2 separate regions of the Homo sapiens genome follow, and region 2 is linked to region 1. A link is a loop called in an ENCODE intact Hi-C map of the cell type or tissue named here. Cell type or tissue: GM12878. All regions are shown on one strand. Links, peaks and the distances in the headings refer to the core of each region. The heading gives the core; the rest is flanking DNA. Region 1 overlaps RSRC1 (arginine and serine rich coiled-coil 1). Region 2 overlaps RSRC1 (arginine and serine rich coiled-coil 1).

What was found. Peaks named below come from ENCODE experiments on the same cell type or tissue, not always from the same donor. Only the 100,000 strongest peaks of a DNase experiment are listed, where the experiment ranks them.
Region 2: a loop joins it to region 1, with 4 times the contacts of the local background. A loop is called at or near these places in 2 of 110 quality-filtered maps.

What each region holds. Positions count from the first base shown.
Region 1 is chr3:158,350,327-158,361,791 of GRCh38, reverse strand. RSRC1 (arginine and serine rich coiled-coil 1) reads right to left here. Exons shown (of 10, transcript NM_001271838.2): 6 at 6,884-6,935. Among named protein-coding and RNA genes, the nearest start is that of UC.134, 170 kb to the left of the region's middle. RefSeq lists an enhancer at 9,128-9,177. In GM12878, for the core only: no CTCF peak of the experiment used is centred there; DNase peaks (open chromatin) are centred at 5,647 and 9,026; H3K27ac peaks cover 1,092 bases.
Region 2 is chr3:158,417,922-158,429,386 of GRCh38, reverse strand. The region is part of intron 6 of RSRC1 (arginine and serine rich coiled-coil 1); the gene reads right to left. Among named protein-coding and RNA genes, the nearest start is that of UC.134, 100 kb to the left of the region's middle. RefSeq lists an enhancer at 8,193-8,442. In GM12878, for the core only: no CTCF peak of the experiment used is centred there; DNase peaks (open chromatin) are centred at 8,256 and 8,906; H3K27ac peaks cover 2,118 bases.

The DNA.
Region 1 (11,465 bases), core at 2,355-10,354:
AAAAACAATGTGCAAAGCTTCCCAGGTAGAAAAGAATACGGGAAACTTGAAGACCAATGGAAAAAGCACAGTAATGAATTCTAGAAGATAAAGTTAGAAAAGTCTGTGGATCTACCATATAGAACTTTAGAACCTTAAGCATAGAAACATAACACTGATTTTGTAAGCAACTGAGAACCGCTGAGTAATTTTGAGCAAAGGAGTGGCATTAACATATGATACCCAATGATGGCAGCAATGGGCTGTCCACAGTGGGGGAGGCATGGGTGGTGGTGGCAGAAGTGGCTACGGGACCAGCAATAACGGTAGTGGGTCCCCTGTGTCCCGTGTCCCCAAGGCAGCCGGCTGTGCTGCCTCCACCCTCCTATGGCTGGTTGAGACCCGCCCCAAGGCCCAGAGCCTCTGTGGCTCTGGACCTGGCACCATGTCGCTGCTCTTGCCCACTGCTACTGCAGGGAAGGAGGGTGCAGGAGCTGAGGCCATGCTTTGGGGGCCAGCGGTGCCCAATTCGAGGACCTGGCCAGCAACACAGCCGTCCTGCTGAGGACACTGGGTTCCTGCACCTTGGGAGGATGCTCTGCCAAGGGCTGCCTGGGGCCATGTCCCCAGGGTCTGTCTGCCCCACATTTGGGTGACCGCCAGGCCTGACATTCCCAATGGCCAGGCACACTCCGAGAGGTGCCCTAGGCACCCCCAACTGCCACTTTAATCAAGAAAAGCTGCCACATGGGTGAGGAGGAGCTCCGGGCCACCCCTGAGAGCCAGGGCCACAGGGGGAGCTTGCGGAGACATCTCTCCTGCCCTGGTTGCCAGCCTGGGCCCAGTGAGAACCTGGAACCCCCACCCCAGGCTGTGAGGGGGCGCAGCTGGGGCTGCATGCTCCATGGAGCTGACAGAGGCCAGGAGCAGGCAGCAGCCCTGCCCTCCTGAGCATGGCTGCAGCCCCCAAGTTGGGGCTGTGGACCCAGGTCTCTCTGCACTCTTAGCTCAGGAAGACCTCCGCCTTGCCCTTGCAGGCTTGAGGGTGCCTGCTCCTGCTGCCTGGCCTCTCTCCACTCCTGGCACCTGCTCCAATCTCAGAGCAGGGTTGGGACCAAGCCTAGGTGCTGTCACAGCCCCGCCAGGTATGTGCACACTGCATGCATGGGGCAGCATGGACACACCAGCCCTTTGCTGCCTTAGCCCCCTCCAGACTTTGGGCACTAACAAACACAAGTTACGGCTGAAGCTGAAGGTGGAGGGTTGAGGGTGGCTGGGCACTGGCCTGCAGGTGCCCCTTACTGCAAGCAGCCTGTGTGTCATGGATGGCGGCAGGAGGCAGAAGGTCTCCTGGGCAGAGGGGGACAGGTGAGGCCCTACCTTCAATCCAGAGAGGGCCTGAAGGCTGGCAGCTGGGCTGCCAGTCCTATGGACCGGAGTGGGGACTTGTGGTGCCTTTTCTGGGCCTGCCCATGGACCAATCAGTGTGTATTTCCTCCCCCTCTAAGGCCCATAAAAGCCCCAGGCTCAGCCAAAGCAGAACAGAGGATGAAGAGAAGATGGGAGGACCAGCTGCAGAGAGAGGCTACCTTCTCTGCTGAGAGCTGCAGAGACAAGGGGAGGACCTGCCTACAGAGAGGAGCCACCAACTCTAGGGCTTCCTCTCTGCTGAGAGCTGCAGACATGATGGGACAACCTGCCTGCAGAGGGAAGACATCCACTCCAGGGCCTTCTCTCTGCAGAGAGCTGCAGACCATGGGATGACCAATAGCAGAGAGGAGCTACCCTCTCTGCTGAGAACTGAACACTTGTTGGTACCACCTGCCTAGCAGAGAGGAGCTACTCTCTGTTAAGAGCTGAACACTCATTAGGATACTCTGGCTGTGGAAAGAGCTGCCCTCTGCCAGTCCCCTCTGAGCTGTTCTATTGCTCAATAAGCCCCTCTTCATCTTGTTCACCCTCCACTTGTCTGTGTACCTTATTCTTCCTGGTTGCAGGACAAGAACTCAGGATCCAATGAATAGGGAAGCTAAAAGAGCTATAACACAAACAGGACTGAGACATGCTCCTTGCTCACCATGTTGCAGGCAAAGAGAAGGAGAGAAGAGCTGTGGTGCTTTGGGGGAGCTCAGACCTGGAAGCTCCTAGAACCAGGACTGTGGCTCCCTCCTTGGGACCCTGCAGTTCCTGGGATCTTCAAGCTTCCGGGTGCCACCGTGTTCCCGGTGCCAGCTGTGGAAGCTGCTTGTAGTGTGCCCGGACCAGCTGCAGCCTCTCAGAGAGCTGGTGCCCATGCTGCCACCTGCTCTGCTGCAGCAGCCGCACAGAGTTTTCCAGCCAGAAAAGCAACACCCCAAAGATCCGATAACACCAAAGAATCATCTAGCAGTGGTGTCTACAAAAATCAAGATGAAATACAAATTTTCTGGTGGCTACCACTTTTCAGGCTCTGGGCTAGGTATTTCATGTGTTATTATTTTCATAACAGTCCAACATGGCAGTTATTATCTTTCGCTCTTACAGATAAAGAAATTATGGTAAAGAGAAGCCCCCAAATACAAATACTTTCAAATAGGTAACTTAAATGTGTGATATGGTATAGTTGAGGCAATAGAGAACTGTTTTATACACTGCTATTGGTGCGAAAGTAAAATGGTTCAGCTGCTATGGAAAATGTTTTGTGGTTTCTCAGAAAATTAAACATAGAATTACCAAATGACCCCACTATCACCCTCCTAGGTATACACCTAAAAAACCTCCAAACAGGTACTCAAACAAGTACATATACACACATATTCAAATGTACTCACAATAGAATAAAGGTAGAAACAACCCAAATTTTATCAATGGATTAATAAGTTGTGTGTGTGTGTGTGTGTGTGTGTATGTTTGTGTGTATATATATATATACACACATACACACACATACTAAATGAAGGAAGCCAGACACACAAGGTCACAGATTATAGGATTCCATTTATATGAAATATCCAGAATAGACAAACGGAGACAGAGGGAGAATGGTGGTTGTCAAGGGCTTGGGGGAAAGGAAACTGGGGAGAAACTGCTAGTAGGTAAGCGGTTTCACTCTGGAGTGATTGCAATGTTTAGAACTAGATAGAATTGATGGTTGTACAAAACTGTGAATGTACTGAATGCCACTGAATTGTTCATTTTAAGCAATTATGATTAATTTTATGTTATGTAAATTTCACCTCAATGAACTAGAAAAAAACACACATCTGTCATATTTGATTAAAAAAACCCTCTGTTCTGGCTAAACAATAAACATTAAACTGCTCAAAGTTACAGAACAAGTGGTGATGGCAGGCTTAGGATCTTTCCACTATTCATTAGTGTCTCGCTACAGAAGTAATAGAATTGAAGCAGGAAGCCAATTAGGAGGTAATGGAATAAGCCATGAGTGAAATGTTTGGCATCTAGACTAAGGAGATGGCAGTGGGAGAGACAATAAAGGGATAAATACAAAAAAATTACACAAAATCAGAATAATTAAGTCCAGGTGAATTATCGCCTATAAAAGAGTCAAAGAAAATGTTCAAAGTTTTGAACCAAAGTACAAATATGTAATAGTTTAGCACATATAAAGTATGTTCCTAACCCAAATACAATAAAATCTCAGACTCAAATTTATGTTTGATATAATAATCATAACACCCTATAGGTACATTTTTTTAAATCTTATTTTAGTCCTTCATATGCCTTTCAGAATCATACCACTAAAAATCGTGGCTAAATATTCGAAACAGATTTTAATTCCAAACCAATAACATTATTAACATTTACTAATATCAATTACGATGCAATAGTTAAATATAAAACTTTCTTCTGGGACTCAGAGCTAGAGTAAACAACTAAGTCTAATCGTAGGATTTCTACATATTAACCTTATCTATCAAGTTATGCTGCTTGTAAGGCTAAAATTAATCCTGCGTCAAGAATCTAGCATAAGGCCTGAAGTCTTTGCCCATGGCCACTTTTAAGGCCCCCAAATCAAGGTGTTTTTCCTAGGAACCTAAGTGAACTCCAATGTGACAATGGGTACTACTAGACTTCCCTATCCATTTATCTCAACCTTGAGACTAGGCTGGACTGCAAAACTTACCAGACAGGTCTCAAGTTCTTCTTATTTATTTGCTTATTTTTAATAATATAATGAACACCTTAAAATTCATCACCAAAAAGACAACTAGAATCTTGACAGTAAGTTAGCTATGTACTCTTCCCCTACCTATCCATCTACTTGCCCTCTACTATGCCACAAGTTCTCATTAAAAACAATACTGGATATTTTTCAAAAAGGTGTAATATGTTATATCATATTATACAGCAACATATTCACGGAACTGGTATCAAAAAGCAATTCTAGTAAAACGATTACTTAACCAGTGGCAATGAAAAGTAGCACAAAGCTTTATAAAACAATACAGCAAAAATGTACAAAAAGCCATTCTATTAAATTGGTGCAAAAGTAACTGAGGTTTTGCCAAAACTGCAATTACTTTTGGACCAACCTGAAATGTTAATACCCTCTGACCTCATAAACTCATTTCTATAGTAACAAATCCCCCCAAAATAAAATAGAATATGACTAACACAATGTATAAGAGGGTGTTCATTACAGTGTTATTGGTAAGAGGGAAAAGTTGAACAACATAAATATTCAATAAAAAAGAGTGACTTAAAAACTTGAGTATTTAGCTAAGGTCTGTCTTTTGCTTATCGGGCCTAGGCCAAAATAAATTTTTTAACTTGAAAATTGTCATAATTTTGGATGCTTCTCAAATTCACAGAATCTAGCTCTTTATCCTTAGATACAATTTAGAACATTGAAGTTAAATGTTAGGGATGACAACTCAGATGGATATAAGCAAGTTATACACTGTGAGGTCTGGAGTATCACATCTATTTTCTAATGTGCTTCAAAATCATACTAAATATTTTTAAAAAACTGAATAAAACTATGAAATAAAATTATTTAAAATTGCATTTGTGGAAACAAATGTTTTCTGTGCTAAGCAACATAAATATTTTCCTTCAAAGCAAGGGTTTACTCAATTATGAGCTGGAATACTCAATTAGGAGCTGCAAATATTTTTTCAAAGCAAAATGCCATGCATATTATGTAAATGATATAGAATCAAATTAATTAGATTTATCCTACAGTATATTTTATTTGAGTGAAAATATTAAAAAAATTAACAAAATTTTAGTAAGTAATGTTTTCTACATAAAGATAAATAAGATAAAAACATAAACTATGAATTATTTTTAGAGTAATAAGGAGGAGTATAGAGACACTTCATCAAAACTAAAACATTGCCAATCTTTTTACCTACATGGTAAGTTACTTCTATTAGTAATTCAGGAAGCTAGTATACCGATCATACTGGAGTTCCCAATCTTTAGACTGTGGACACTTTAAATGAGAATACAAAGAACTAATGCAAGAGATCCTTTAATCAATATGCACATATGTATTTTCTTGATCAATGAATCCTAAAAATATAACTATTATCATTTGGTGGTCTGAAATTACTTTTGATGTTAAAATAGAATTCTCATTTTTCCAGCTTGAAATTATGAGCTCTTTATAGTAAAAAATTTTAAGAAATATATACAGTAGTCCCCCATCATCTGCAGCTGCAGTTTCATTTTCTGTGGTTTCAGTTACCTGCGGTCAACTGTGGTCCAAAAATAGGTGATTACAGTACAAGATATTTTGAGAGTGAGAGAAAGAAACCACATTTATATTTATTAAAGTATATTATTATAATTGTTCCATTTTATTATCATTATTAATCTCTTACCTAATCTATAAATTAAACTTTATCATAGGTATGTATGTATAGGAAAAAATATAGCGTGTGTATATGTGTGTGTGTATCTAGATACAGATATAAATTAGATATATAGATAGATAAATATAGATATAGATACAGGGTTTTGTACTACCCATGGTTTGAGACACCAACTGGACGCTTGGAAGACATCCACCATGTATAAGAGAGGACTATTGTACTACTCATTAAAACTTATTGTTTGAATAAGTTATATACATTTTTGAAGAGCACATTAAGATTCAAAGTAAAATATCAGCACTCAGAAAATATAGATCTTATATATTTTTAAAAAAGTAAAGTATTTAATGTCTATATGCAAGTGAACATGGTATCTAAAATCTAAGTCACAGCATTATAGTACCTTGAGAAATAAAACATACAGCACTTGAAGAGTACATGGTATCCAGAACATACAGTCCAGTGAGTTAGTCCAATGTAATTAGGGAAATTACTAAATGACACTGATCTCATTTTCTTTAGAACAATGAAAATCTCAACCTAAACATTACACCTTATTTAAAAAATTAAAATGGAGGAGTTAGTCTTAAATGTAAAGTGTAAAACCATAAAATATAAAGTTATATTTTATATAAATAAAAGCCATAAAATATAAAGTTTTATGGTTTTACATGTTACATTTAAGACTAACTCCTCCATTTTAATTTTTCTTTCAAAAGAAAGAAAATGTAAGAAAAAAATCATAATCTGGGATTAGTCAAAGAATTCTTAAACACATCACCAAAACCATAGTACATAAAAGACAAATTAATCAATTGGGCTTCATCAAAATAAAAAACTAAAACTGAAGCCAATTTTATAAATGAAAAGGTAAAGAATGACCTGTTAGCAATACACTTAGCATTATACTGCGGCAATAAATATTTCAGATAATATATGGCCATACATATAATCTAGATCTGATAAATTTGTGAGGATATATAAAAATAGTGTTTTTTTTTTTACTCATTTCTAAGCATGCTACCAGCCTAGGGTTTACTCGTCACTTCTTCATTTAATAAAAGTTAATTATCAACACTTACCAGCAGCTTCAAGAACCAGCTGTAGTCTGGCTTTGGCCTGTTCAGCTGGTGGCTAAAAAAGAAAAAAAAAAAAATTCAACCATACAAGACTTTTACAGGTCAGTTTTAATTGATGGAGTTTTAAATTAATGCATTTGTTTGCAAATATTAGGAAATTTAAAGAGCTTTAACATAATTTATATTAAAATCCATCACATCTTGCACTTGCATATATGATGCAAGAATGATAAGCTTCTTTCATTTTTTTTTCCTAGAAAAAGTTTTGCTTACTATCCAACATTGTATCAATCAGCAATAACATAATTAACTGAAATTTAATAACAAGGCAAGGCACACACATTTAACAACATATTCTTAAGTTGTGTTATTTCTTTGCACATAGAAACAGGCAAGCAATCTATGAGAATTTAAATAGCAACCTTTAAGTTCAATATTTGAGGTAAGTCAGACTCTAAAACCACTTTTCTGCTTTCCTAACTGGAATTTAAAGGAACAATTGTGATGAAGATAGGACACAATTTGGCTTATATGCTTCCGGCTCCTATGAACTGTCCTAAAATTGCTTTTTCAGTGAACCTTGATTCAATATAGTTGATAACAATGAAACTAAACTAATTTCCAGCCGGACGCAGTGGCTGACGCCCGTAATCCCAGCACTTTGGGAGGCCGAGGCGGGTGGATCACAAGGTCAAGAGATCGAGACCATCCTGGCCAACATGGTGAAACCCCATCTCTACTAAAAATACAAAAAGTAGCTGGGCATGGTGGCATGCACCTATAGTCCCAGCTACTTGGGAGGCTGAGGCAGGAGAATTGCTTGAACCTGGGAGGTTGCAGTGAGCCAAGATCGTGCCACTGTATCCAGCCTGGCAATAGAGCAAGACTCCGTCTCAAAAAAAAAAAAAAAAAAAAAGAAAAAGAAACTAAACTAATTTCCTACCAGTGACCACACTCTGAGATTTTTGGATAACATATTAAACAACAACAACAAATTATATCATGAATTATGTCAAGACTATGACTTTTTACTAAAGACCTGTTAAAAAAACTGTTGTCCATACTTGAGACTTCAATTAATATATTTATAAAGTTGTCAGCAATAAACAAAATAACCCCAGTTTTATATATGAAAATAATCACTTCAAAACTAATAATTTATGTGATATATTAGAATATTTTGCTATTTGTAAAAAGAAACCCAGCTTGAATAAAAGAATTAAATAACTGGATACAGAAAGAAGATGTTGTGCTCAGAAAAGTTTAAGAATTTGAATGGTCCTTCTGGAAAACCTATAGGAAACAAGATGGAAGAGTGGTAGATGAGACAAGTGAGGAGACTGGGAGAACGTATTATATCACAGAACAGGGATTAAGAGACTATAGACCTGGACCAGTGGCCTGGTTTCATAAATAAGTTTTACTGGGATATAGGCTATGCCATTTGTTTACATAGTGCCTACTGGCTTTTGTGATCAACTCAACAATAAGAGTTCATTATTTGTAGCAGGAATCTTAGGATCAGCAAAGCCTAAAATATTTATCTGGACCTTAAAGTGTGCCAACCCCTGCCATGGAAGATGAAGAGACTTAGAAAAATTTTAAACAAAGGGGAGATGTGATCAGATCTGCACTTTGATACATCACTCTAGCAATATTTTTGAGGATGAATTGAAAGGAATGTGTCTAGAGGCAAGGAGCTCAGTTAGGTGGCAATTAATGAATTCCAGGTGAGAGGAGGGCCTGAGCTGAAACAATAGCAGAAAGGTCAAACAGGACAACACAGATTTGAGAAATATTTAATTGGTAAAACAAAAGGACTGATTGGTTATTAGAGAAGGAGGAGATGACAACCAATAAAGACTACTTTATGTCATATGTTTAAGGGAAAATGTATGTAAGCACGCTTTATAAAGTATTGGAAATATGTGACATCAAATTAAAATATCAAAGCAAAATATCAATAGAAAACTGTGATATCTACTGAATATAAAAGTCATAAACTGTCTACAGGTATCAAGCCATTAATGCAAACATTTATGATGATAAATGGCAAATGACATTTGACATTAGTATCAGAAAGCACAGGGAAGTGTGGAGAACTGTGAAGCACATGCCCCAACTAAAGGAAGCAGCTGACACCCAGCACCAACTGATTGTGGTCATGCAGAAACGCAAGCCCAGGGTTACGAAATTTGTTACTTTTTCACAAGCATTTAAGTCACCATGAAAACCAGTACAGAATGTGGATAAATACAGTACTTTTACGGGCCAGATTCAAGCAGATCCTAAGCAAGCGAAGAATTAGGAAGCATACATGTCAGAGCATCCTTGTAAGTAGTGTCCTTTAATAGAAAAATCCTAGACATTTTACTGGTTAAGATATTTCATGACTAATTTTTTTTTGTATTTCATAAGGAAAGATTTTTTTAACAATTAAGAAATATTTAAGACATAGAAAATAAATACATAATAATGTATACCCAACATTCAATAAAATATTAATAGCAATATTGTCAGTTTTCTACTCCATGAAGTCTCCCTCTATAGAAGATCTCTTCCTCTCCACATCTATAACCATTATCTTGAAGATATAGTCACTACCATTCCTAAGGGAAGATTCTTTTTTCTTTTTTGTAAGAGATAGGGTCTCACTCTGTTGCCTAGGCTAACGTGCAGCAGTGTGATCATGGCTCACTGCAGTGTTGAACTCCTGGGCTTAAGTAATCTTCCTGCCTCAGCTCCCTGAGTAGCTAGGACTACAGGTGTGCACCACCACACCCAGCTCCTTTTTTCTGTTGTTTCATAGAGTTGGTGTCTCACCATGTTGCCCAGGTTGGTCTCAAACTCCTGGCCTCAAGCAATCCTCCCACCTAGGCCTCCCAAAGAGCTAGGACTACAGATGTGAGCCACTATGCCCAGCTAGGAAAGTCTTGATGGCTAATTATAATATTTATATATTATAATTATCTATTATATATATTTATATATATATAATATTTATATAATTATATATTATATAATAGTTATATATCATAATATTTATATAAATATACCTGTTAAGATATATTTATTTTTCACTAATAACTCCAACAATTTATAATACAGGATTCATATTTCAAAGACAAAGAAAACCAGGAAATAACAGCAGTTTAGTAACTTGCCTCTACTTGTAAATGATGAACTAAAACTAAGACTCTGACTCCAAATCTCAGGATCATTCTAACTAAATCACTAGGATACTCAGGAAATAAAATCAATTAATTCACATAGATATAAATGCATATAGAGTTTTGATTCCGTTTAAAAAAATTGTCCAAAATAATACACTTGACCCAGTAAATGAAATTTGATTCTAAAAATATTTGCCTATGCAGATATAACTTGCTAAATTTTATTTATGAAATACAGGGACGAACTCCAACTATGGGGATATACTGTTACATTGATCAAACTTTTAAAAGTAATCTGTATTTTATAGTTTTACTTTGCTTATATTTATTGCTCAAGCCTTTTTCTTCAATAGGTTGTACAGATGCAAATGTTCACTCACTTTTTGCCCATCTGCAAATAGCCTTTTCTTAGCGTGACTGGTGAATAAGTTGAATGAATATAGGATTCTTGGGCTGTCGTCTTTTTCCTCTCAGTGACCTGCTCCTCAAATCTTTCGTAAGGGCTCCCTTCCATTGTTTCTAGGCTTGAGTTTGTCTCAGAAGAAGGAAAGCATCACCACAGGCCTCTTGGCTGAAACCCTCTGCGTCCCACCTGTCTATCTGCATCAGTAGCTGCCTGGCTCAGAAAAAGTAGCTCAGTTGGAGATGAAAATGAAAATGAAGAGAAGGCAGTCTGATTTATGTTGCCTTCATTGTGACTGCTATCTATAGTTATTTTTTTTAAAGAAAGGATTAAGGAGGAAGAAAGAACAGAATATAGAATTAAAAAAAAATTTCATACCAACCCATTTTTAGTTACCTATCATCACACTAGCTGGCTTAGAATGAAAATACCTTTGGGGCCTGCGTGCTAAAATTTCTAATGCTTTAGTTATTTTAGCATGTATTAGACTCCAGGATCAGTATAAATTTCATCTAAAATTCGTAAATGGTATTAATCTTATTCAGAACCAGAAATTATACCTTAATGAATAAACAGTATTACCAAATACAGACGCAAAGAATATAGCAATTTCTCAAAAAAAATTTTAAATGGGGACATGTTTAAGAGCATAATGTCACAAGTACTTTATATGATAGAAACTTAATGAGAAAAAAATGTATTCCATTAAAAAACACTATTTCTACAGATAGAAGACCATGGGAAGACACAGAAAGAAGACAGCCATCTGCAGGCCAAGAAGAGAGGCCTTAGAAGGAACCAACCCTACTAACACTTTGATCTTGAACCTCTAGTCTCCAGGACAAAGAGAAAATACAGTTCTACGCTGGGCATGGTGGCTCATGCCCGTAATCTAGCACTTTGGGAGGCCAAGGCGGGCAGATCGCTTGAGCTCACAAGTTCGAGACCAGCCTGGGCAACATGGCAAAACTCCATCTCTACCAAAAACACAAAAATTAGACATGGTGTC
Region 2 (11,465 bases), core at 3,433-11,432, 67 kb before region 1:
TCATATCCATAGATTTTATGTACTTTGTTTTTCACACTCCAAAACGTATCATGGAAATCTCTCCAGGTTAACTGACGGAGAGTTAATTTATTATTTGTTAACAGCAGCATAATATTTCATAGTGTAAATGCCCTAATGTGTATATCATTTTCCTATTGGTCAGGCTTTCTCTTTAATTCAAACATTTTTTTAAACAAAAGTGGATTAAACACCAGAAATTGGATGAATAATAAAATTATTAGAAGGGCTGAAAGTACCAGCTCTGGGCTGTGCCTCTAATAATGATGCCTAAATCAACACTGCAGAACTAGCTTGCTAGGGCGCTGCTCCCTCTACCTCTCAGGGCGGTGAGAAATCAGGAGGCTGCCATTTGAACTGAGAAGTTCAAGAATAACCTGCTACAGCTGCAAATCAAGAAGCTACTAGTGCACCTGCCTTTCGACCTGCATAAAGCTAGTGGCTAGATGTTTGGCACACTGCTAGAGAAATACCTCAGGTCTCCATAGCTGTGCTCGCTAGTAGCAACAGCTGAAGCAGCAAGTAGATAGCCTACCACACCACTTCCATTTTCAAAATTCCATGTGGAAAAAAACTGCATGTGAATACACATAACTGGTGGGACCTAACTCATATCCAGAATTTTAGATACAAAAGATTATCAAACATGTAGATTTTTGCTTTCTAGCCTTTGCCACACAGGGAGGCAGACTAGGTTATAATACACGTTATGTGCCAATTCGCAGTCCACTAAAATAATCAGCCTTTATTATATACCCTTTATATGTGCCAGACATCTTTCTAAACATTTTACATGTATTAACTGATTCAATGAATGATTTAATATGGTTCTCTATGGTTTTTCATACTCATTTTACAGTTAAGAAAACTGAGGCACAGAGGGGTTTAACAATTGCTCAGGGTCACAAAATTATTAAGTGACCTTAGGGCCAGGATGCAGAGTCAGGTTGTTCAGCTCCAGAACGGTTCTGCTCTTCACCAGCATTCTGTTTCCTAAGAGTAGTGCCCTCATCCCTTTAATAGATTAACAATGAGGATAAAATTATTTTCTATTCAGTTTTTCTTACCGTATTGAACAAACTGATATGCATTATCCCTTAAAATCTGTATAATGGTGGTGTTTCAAAGAAATCAGTAGGCTAACTATGGCTAAAACAATCTGGCTGGAGGTGTATTAGACTTATCTATATGCAATACTGAGAGTAGAGGCTTGACTCCTTTCCTAGAGGGAAGGAGAACAAACAATATTACCATTCTGGTTGGAGGTGGGGGTGGAAGTAAGACTTAAAATATAATGTTCCAAATGGGAGATGATGTTACATGCTTTCCTATCTGTGGTTTCATAGACAGAAATATAGCAGTATATCTCAAGAACCAAAAATAGTTGCTACTCTTTGATACAACAGTTTCAAATAATGTAAATCAAAGAAACAAATTTAAAATGAAAAAAGTATGCATGAAGATAGTCATTGAACATTATTTTAATAGAAAAAAGCAATAATATAAATACTCAACAATAGGCAAGTGGTTGATGTTATACTGCCTGGACAAATATTATGTAGTCAATAGAATTATGTTATCTAAAATTCTGTAACAAATTGGAAAGGTGATTCTGATAGAAAACTAGATGCAAAAAAGCAGAATAAAAATAAATTTATGTGATATAAACATATGAATAAGGAAAAAGAAATACACTAAGAAATGCCAGTAAAAAATTCATATACACTAAATTTCCATATATAATTTGGTCTCTTTCTGAACTCTCTAGTACATATTACTGATCTAACTGGTGATTTCTGTACCAATTAACAAATACATTAAAAAATTTGGTCAAGCGAAATCAATCTGATTATTATACTTAAGGTTTTTTGGCTATACTTATATAATTATCCTTCTACATAAACTTTAGGATTATTTTTATGTATTTCCCTACACAAACACAAATAAAGCCACACCTACAAATAAGCAATATAATCCTGTTGGGATTTTGAATAACTGCGTTAAAGTAATGCATACATTTGGAGAAAATAGAAATCTTCACAATATTGAATCTTCCCATCTAAAAACACACTACATGTTTTCATTAATTCAAATAATTTGTATCTTTCAGTAAAGTTTGGTAGTTGCTTTCATCTAGGTGGTGATACTTCAGTCTAGCCTCCTTTCCTTTTTTTTTGGTTGGTTGGCTATCATTTATTATTTCTATGATTCCAGCTTAATAAGGGCTGCATTGTGTAGGAATAGCCTGTTCTACACAGGCAAGAAGTATCTCTAAGTCATACGTGCCCTACTGAGCCTGTCTCAGGAAAAAGTCTGATTGCAGAGGGAGTGAACCACTATCCTAAGAAAAGCAAACCAACCATGCTAATAAAGTATCTCTTTTATTCATAACTTCCCTAGGGGCTAAGGACAAGTCTAATGAATCTGCTTATTGGGGAACAGAACCAACTGACTAGTCTCAACCTTTGATAAATTAGATTTTCAAAGAGTTCATCAAAAAAGCTTAAAGCCGGCTAGGCTAACCCCCATTCCTTTTTGGCTCCCTTCTTTAAACACAATTTTTTTAGAACATTATCTAAACACTGTCTCACTTCTCCAGCACTCATTCATTCTTCAGTTCATTTCGGTATGGCTTCTAACTTGATCACTGAACCAAAACTGCTTTTCCACGACTTCTATCTCACTATATTCATTGGATCTTTTCAATTTTTTTTAAAAAGGATATTTCAAACATACTAAAAACATAAAGAATACTATAATACCACGCAAATTAATAGCTGTTAAAATTTCATCATACTTCTGTTTCATATTCTTATTATCATCTGGTAGTGTTGGACTTTTTGATTTTTGGCAGTCTGGTTGATCTCAAATGGCATCTTTTTAAAATACATGCGGTTCCCAAAGAGGCTGTGTATCTCCTTAAAAACTGACCACTAGAGTTACTCTCCCCAGAATTTCTATGATCCTTAGCCCATTTTCCTCTAAGATTTTTTTTTTCTTACTGATTTGCAGGGTTTAAAAGACTACTTTATATATTCCAGATATTAATATTTTGTCAGTTATATACATTGAAACTATGTTCTCCCAGTATGTGTTATATCTTTTGACTTTGTTTATTTTGCCTTTCATCAAGATGTCTAATTTTATAATATTTTAAATGGGTATTTTTAAATACTTTGTCTTGTTTAAGAAATCCTTCCCTATCCCTAGATCACAAATCTATTCTCCTACATTTTCTTCTAAAAGTTTGAAAATTTCACTTTTTAATATCTAAGCCTTTTGAAATTTCCATATGAACAATAAATTCTTTTAACACTATCATTTAGAAAAATCCATCTTCCCTCACTTATATGTAATAACAAGTCCTCATACATGTGTGGTGCTGTTTTTGGATGTTCTATTGCTTCCTATTGATGACACCATTTTAATTACTATAGTTTTTTCATAGAATCTTATTATCTGGTAGGATAAATCTCCACCGCTCCTCTTTCTTCTCATTCGAAGTTGTCTTGATTAAACTTGGCAATTTGCTATTCAATATGAATTTTTAAAATTAAACTTCTAAATTATTTAACTATCCTAAATATATGCACCCAATAAAGGAGCACCCAGATTCATAAAGCAAGTCCTGAGTGACCTACAAAGAGACTTAGACTCCCACACATTAATAATGGGAGACTTTAACACCCCACTGTCAACATTAGACAGATCAACGAGACAGAAAGTCAACAAGGATACCCAGGAATTGAACTCAGCTCTGCACCAAGCGGACCTAATAGACATCTACAGAACTCTCCATCCCAAATCAACAGAATATACATTTTTTTCAGCACCACACCACATCTACTATTCCAAAATTGAACACATACTTGGAATTAAAGCTCTCCTCAGCAAATGTAAAAGAACAGAAATTATAACAAACTATCTCTCAGACCACAGTGCAATCAAACTAGAACTCAGGATTACGAAACTCACTCAAAACTGTTCAACTACATGGAAACTGAACAACCTGCTCCTGAATGACTACTGGGTACATAACGAAATGAAGGCAGAAATAAAGATGTTCTTTGAAATCAACGAGAACAAAGACACAATATACCACAATCTCTGGGACACATTCAAAGCAGTGTGTAGAGGGAAATTTATAGCACTAAATGCCCACAAGACAAAGCAGGAAAAATCCAAAATTGACACCCTAACATCACAATTAAAAGAACTAGAAAAGCAAGAGCAAACACATTCAAAAGCTAGCAGAAGGCAAGAAATAACTAAAATCAGAGCAGAACTGAAGGAAATAGAGACACAAAAAACCCTTCAAAAAATTAACGAATCCAGGAGCTGGTTTTTTGAAAGGATCAACAAAATTGATAGACCGCTAGCAAGACTAATAAAGAAAAAAAGAGAGAAGAATCAAATAGACGCAATAAAAAATGATAAAGGGGATATCACCACCGATCCCACAGAAATACAAACTACCATCAGAGAATACTACAAACACGTCTACGCAAATAAACTAGAAAATCTAGAAGAAATGGATAAATTCCTTGACACATACACTCTCCCAAGACTAAGCCAGGAAGAAGTTGAATCTCTGAATAGACCAATAACAGGAGCTGAAATTGTGGCAATAATCAATAGCTTACCCACCAAAAAGGGTCCAGGACCAGATGGATTCACAGCCGAATTCTACCAGAGGTACAAGGAGGAACTGGTACCATTCCTTCTGAAACTATTCCAATCAATAGAAAAAGAGGGAATCCTCCCTAACTCATTTTATGAGGCCAGCATCATCCTGATACCAAAGCCGGGCAGAGACACAACCAAAAAAGAGAATTTTAGACCAATATCCTTGATGAACATTGATGCAAAAATCCTCAATAAAATACTGGCAAACCGAATCCAGCAGCACATCAAAAAGCTTATCCACCATGATCAAGTGGGCTTCATCCCTGGGATGCAAGGCTGGTTCAACATATGCAAATCAATAAATGTAATCCAGCATATAAACAGAACCAAAGACAAAAACCACATGTTTATCTCAATAGATGCAGAAAAGGCCTTTGACAAAATTCAACAACCCTTCATGCTAAAAACTCTCAATAAATTAGGTATTGATGGGACGTATCTCAAAATAATAAGAGCTACCTATGACAAACCCACAGCCAGTATCATACTGAATGGGCAAAAACTGGAAGCATTCCCTTTGAAAACTGGCACAAGACAGGGATGCCCTCTCTCACCACTCCTACTCCTATTCAACATAGTGTTGGAAGTTCTGGCCAGGGCAATTAGGCAGGAGAAGGAAATAAAGGGTATTCAATTAGGAAAAGAGGAAGTCAAATTGTCCCTGTTTGCAGACGACATGATTGTATATCTAGAAAACCCCATTGTCTCAGCCCAAAATATCCTTAAGCTGATAAGCAACTTCAGCAAAGTCTCAGGATACAAAATCAATGTACAAAAATCACAAGCATTCTTATACACCAATAACAGACAGAGAGCCAAATCATGAGTGAACTCCCATTCACAATTGCTTCAAAGAGAATAAAATACCTAGGAATCCAACTTACAAGGGATGTGAAGGACCTCTTCAAGGAGAACTACAAACCACTGCTCAACGAAATAAAAGAGGATACAACAAATGAAAGAACATTCCATGCTCATTGGTAGGAAGAATCAATATCGTGAAAATGGCCATACTGCCCAAGGTAATTTACAGATTCAATGCCATCCCCATCAAGCTACCAATGCCTTTCTTCACAGAATTGGAAAAAACTACTTTAAAGTTCATTTGGAACCAAAAAAGAGCCCGCATCGCCAAGTCAATCCTGAGCCAAAGAACAAAGCTGGAGGCATCCACACTACCTGACTTCAAACTATACTACAAGGCTACAGTAACCAAAACAGCATGGTACTGGTACCAAAACAGAGATATAGATCAATGGAACAGAACAGAGCCCTCAGAAATAACACCGCATATCTACAACTATCTGATCTTTGACAAACCTGAGAAAAATAAGCAATGGGGAAAGGATTCCCTATTTAATAAATGGTGCTGGGAAAACTGGCTAGCCATATGTAGAAAGCTGAAACTGGATCCCTTCCTTACACCTTATACAAAAATCAATTCAAGATAGATTAAAGACTTAAACGTTAGACCTAAAACCATAAAAACCCTCGAAGAAAACCTAGGCATTACCATTCAGGACATAGGCATGGGCAAGGACTTCATGTCTAAAACACCAAAAGCAATGGCAACAAAAGCCAAAATTGACAAATGGGATCTCATTAAACTAAAGAGCTTCTGCACAGCAAAGGAAACTACCATCAGAGTGAACAGGCAACTTACAGAATGGGAGAAAATTTTTGCAACCTACTCATCTGACAAAGGGCTAATATCCAGAATCTACAATGACCTCCAACAAATTTACAAGAAAAAACCAAACAACCCCATCAAAAAGTGGGCGAAGGACATGAACAGACACTTCTCAAAAGAAGACATTTATGCAGCCAAAAAACACATGAAAAAATGCTCACCATCACTGGCCATCAGAGAAACGCAAATCAAAACCACAATGAGATACCATCTCACACCAGTTAGAATGGCAATCATTAAAAAGTCAGGAAACAACAGGTGCTGGAGAGCATGTGGAGAAATAGGAACACTTTTACACTGTTGGTGGGACTGTAAACTAGTTCAACCATTGTGGAAGTCAGTGTGGCGATTCCTCAGGGATCTAGAACTAGAAATACCATTTGACCCAGCCATCCCATTACTGGGTATATACCCAAAGGACGATAAATCATGCTGCTATAAAGACACATGCACACGTATGTTTATTGCAGCATTATTCACAATAGCAAAGACTTGGAACCAACCCAAATGTCCAACAATGATAGACTGGATTAAGAAAATGTGGCACATATACACCATGGAATACGATGCAGCCATAAAAAATGATGAGTTCACGTCCTTTGTAGGGACATGGATGAAATTGGAAATCATCATTCTCAGTAAACTATCACAAGAACAAAAAACCAAACACCGCATATTCTCACTCATAGGTGGGAATTGAACAATGAGAACACATGGACACAGGAAGGGGAACATCACACTCTGGTGACTGTTGTGGGGTGGGGGGAGGGGGGAGGGATAGCATTGGGAGATATACCTAATGCTAGATGATGAGTTAGTGGGTGCAGCGCACCAGCATGGCACATGTATACATATGTAACTAACCTGCACATTGTGCACATGTACCCTAAAACTTAAAGTATAATAATAATAATAATAATAAAAAAGAAAAACTGAAACTTCTCCCGACTTAGTTTATATACATCAAATAAAATCAATTTCTGATGAAAACCAAACATATGTATCATCAAAAAAGCTTCTATTATGAGGGTAGGAATGGATAGGGATGAATAACATTTAATAATGTCTGAACCACACAGCAAAAGCTCAGTTGTTTTCAAAGTTACTTAGCTATGAATTTTTCTAAGAAAAATTTGCAAAATGACCTATAAACTCTGCCATTTGTTGTTTATGATGGTAAGGTCTGTGGGCAGGCAAGGAAGTTTTAAAATTCGGGTCCAATTGCATGCCTAAGCATTTTTCATCCTATTGTGTTTGTACATGATGGTTTCTATTTCTTCTTTTATGCCTTGAATCATTTTAACATATTTATTTTATAGTTTCATTAAGAATATTCTATTATCTCAAATTCTCTGGGTGCCCATTTTTTCTGTTTGTATCATTTCACCTTCTCACAACCATTAATCCTGAATTTTATCCATTCTACATCTAACATATAAAATATTTTCATCAGTCCACTTATTTCCATCTTTACTGCCACTACCCTAGTCCATCAGAATCTTTCACTTTAATTACTGCAATGATCTTACTAGCCTTCCTAAAATTAGTTTTGTGATAACCTCATTCCCACTACCACTACCATAACATTTACCATCACCATCAAATCTATTCTTCTTAGGCAGGTGGATCTCAAAGAATGACTTCTAATCATGCCACAACCTACAATAGTTTTTGACTTAGGATAAAAAGCAAAACCTCAAAATTATCATGGCTTATAAGGCCACGAATCACCTATTCTTTGCCTATCTTCTTAACAGCTCCATCCAGACCATTCTCGATCATCTTACTCCTTATGAGTCAATCCATACTGATCTTCTTTGTTCTGAAAATGTACCAAGGTTCTAATATGACTAACTTGTCTCAGCTTGCCTGGGACTTCCCTGATTTCAACACTGAAAGTCTAACATCTTGGGAAAACCCCTTTACTCCCAGGCAAAATGGACTTAAATTGTTGAACAGAAGAAAAAAAACGAATGAATATTTGGCCTTGTCTGTTATATGCTCTCATTACTTGATCCTTTTGCTTCACTGCACATATCAGAATTATTATTACATTCTTAGTTGAACAAATAACCATCTTCTGTTTACTTTCTCCACCAGAATGTACATTCCATGAGGGCAGGCACCCTTGACTGTCTCCTAGCATCTAACAGAGTTGTCTGCATATAGAAAGTGCTCAATAAATATTTTAAATTACCAATAAAGTTTGTTTTAGCTATTTTATATTTTTGTTGTTATTCTGAATGACATTTCCATTGTACTTTATAATAGATAATTTAGAGATATAAAAACCTATTAATTTGTATATTTTGTATTTTTAAGAAAATTAGGAATTTCATTTATATTGGTTTCGTGCATTTAGAGAGTCATAAACTCTCACGATATAAAAAGGATCTTAGAGACCATCTAGTTGATTTCTCTCATTTTTACAGATGAGAAAATCTGAAACTCAGACAGGTTAAGTGACTTCTTCAAAGTGACACAGCTAATTAGTGGCAGAACCGGTCCAGGAACCAAGACCTATTTCTCTCAGAATAGTAATCTTCTCACATTGCTAATCAGAGATCATAGTTCCTTAGGCTACCAAACTGTTGTAGGGTTCTGACTTAGATTCTTGTCTGTTTAGCTAATTTACTGTGTCTCAAGGCAAGCCACTGTAAATCTTTTCATGAGCTTTACTACTTTCAACCAAATTTGTTTCCTTATTCATTAAGAGTGCCACACTTAACCCTCTAACTGGAGGGCAGAGTTCGGGTTTATTTTGCTTACCTATCTTTACTTACCAGTACAATGCTTGGTAAATGGGAGATAACATTTGTTGAGGTAATTTGTGACTAAGTGTGCTACCCTGTGAGCACACCTGCCAAAATGTGATACCACACAGGTGAAGCAACGCAGGTAGTCTTCAAACTTTTTTGTAGGATGAGGCTTTTGTGAGCCTGCCTATGAGGAGGGTAAAAGGAGGAAGTGGGGGGAGAGAGCAGTGAGGGAGAGAGGGAGGAGTGGAGGGAGGCAGAGGAAGAGAATGAACAAATGTATGTGTTTGAGTTAGTGAATAACTCTGACCTATTTCAAAGGACTGTTAATGTAGGAAAAGTTACAGTAAGACTGAGTGTTAATATCAAGTGCTGTACTTTGAGTGTGTTGCATTAGCCTCTTTTTTTTTTTTTTTGCTAGATTTAAAGTGTCTATTACATGTATGCTGTATATCTCTGAGTTTTTAGAATAAAAAAAGTCTATCCTGTGAGGGGACAGGTACTACAATAAAGTGTTATGTGTGCAAATCTATAAAGGTGGCACAAAAGTAGGGCACATAATTACCTGTTCTACCTATGTATGAGGCATGTACACATCCAAACAGCAAGGTAATTGCTTCAAATCTTCAATAAAATAAAAATCATCAATCACATGATTTTAGAGTTTGAAAATGACTTCTACAAACCTTATTGTCATTAGGTTAAGTGTTCTGCTTAGATTATTCAACTTGGATCAACATTACAACTCAGGGCACTCTCTCAATGAACAAAAACAGAACTCAAGTTTCTGGTTGCAAATAAACTGTCACCTATGACAATGAAGACAATTATTTGCTTCAGTTATCCCCACAAATGGCCACTCTCTATTTGTGGATGCTATGACCATATCTGAGAGTTAGAGCATCAGTTTTTCCATCTGATGGAGAAAAAAAGATGCCTGAGGTCACAGCCATAAGTACTAATCAGGAAGACCCTGGTATCTCACACTAACTTCATGAGAAATCTTTGTGGAAGTCTACATGTGAAGTATTTCACACATTCCTATATTTATATTGATTATACTTACACTCTAACAATTGCTAAAATTTGGCAGAAACATAATTGACATAATTTAAATATACTTGTAATAACACTCATGTGACTAAATAACACTCAATGTGACTAAAGCTAATTCCATCGGGAGGTACTTATAGTAAACCATATTTTGAATCCATCCAGGTAAAACCATGTGAATGGAATTAATTACAATAAACTGGTTGGTGAGATCAGAACTTAAAAGTGAACAGAAGCGTTGAATAGTTTTCATGACAGAAAAGTATCACTCAATGCTTTATTTAATCTCAATTTTTTAACCAAATGAACAGATTAATCTCGGTCACTTCTCTGGGAAGCTACTTTTCCCAAACTTGACCTTGACAGCAACACTACCAAGAATTTTCTAGCACTACAGCGAGTAATTAGTAAGATGAAGTATAAAATGATGTGAAAAATTCTGCTCTACTCAAGGCTGTAAAATTTTAGGACTTGTTTTACTTAAGTATTCTTGTCCTGAGGCAGGTGCAGCAATGATTCTTGAGAAAAATTCCGGTATATCCCTTCTTGGCCTACCTTTCTGTGGAGGTAAAGGGCTAGCTATCTAGGAGCGAACCTCATTAGGCTCCTCAACGTCCACAAAAGAATGTCAACCTATTATCTGTTATGTGATCTCTAAAGTTTAAAAACCCACCCCTGAATCAATCATGTAGAGTATCAATCTGCACTTCAGGCTTCTAAGAGTATATAAGACTGAAATGACTCAATGACTAAAACAGCCTGGCTGGGAGAATGTCCATATAAATAAGTATTATTGTAAAAACAAGTATTCTCCCTGTTTCTCCAGATAGAACAGGTTTTAACTAGATTCAAGCAGACCCATGAGAGTGCTATCTCTTTGGAGCATATTTTCTGAACAGACTTTACTTTACTATGTTGCTTTTAATGGTCATATCCTTGGCTTTTATTGATGGACAATAAAAGTTAAGAGGTGTGTGACACATGTGATTGCATTTCTTGCAATTATGATCTTGAGGATGTTATATACTACATCACATAGTGATGATAATGATCATGATGATAAAAAGATAGTAATAACCACAAAAGATAACACTTGTGTGTTTACCACTTTTTACTTATTAAGAAAATCACATATATGAAGTCTCATGTGATTCCCTTCTAGGAAAAGCTATTCTGCAAAACTTATAGTTCTCTTTGACAATCAACTTTGGGCTTAGATTGTCAGGAAACCCGAAACAAGTAAAAGCAATTTGATAGGCTCT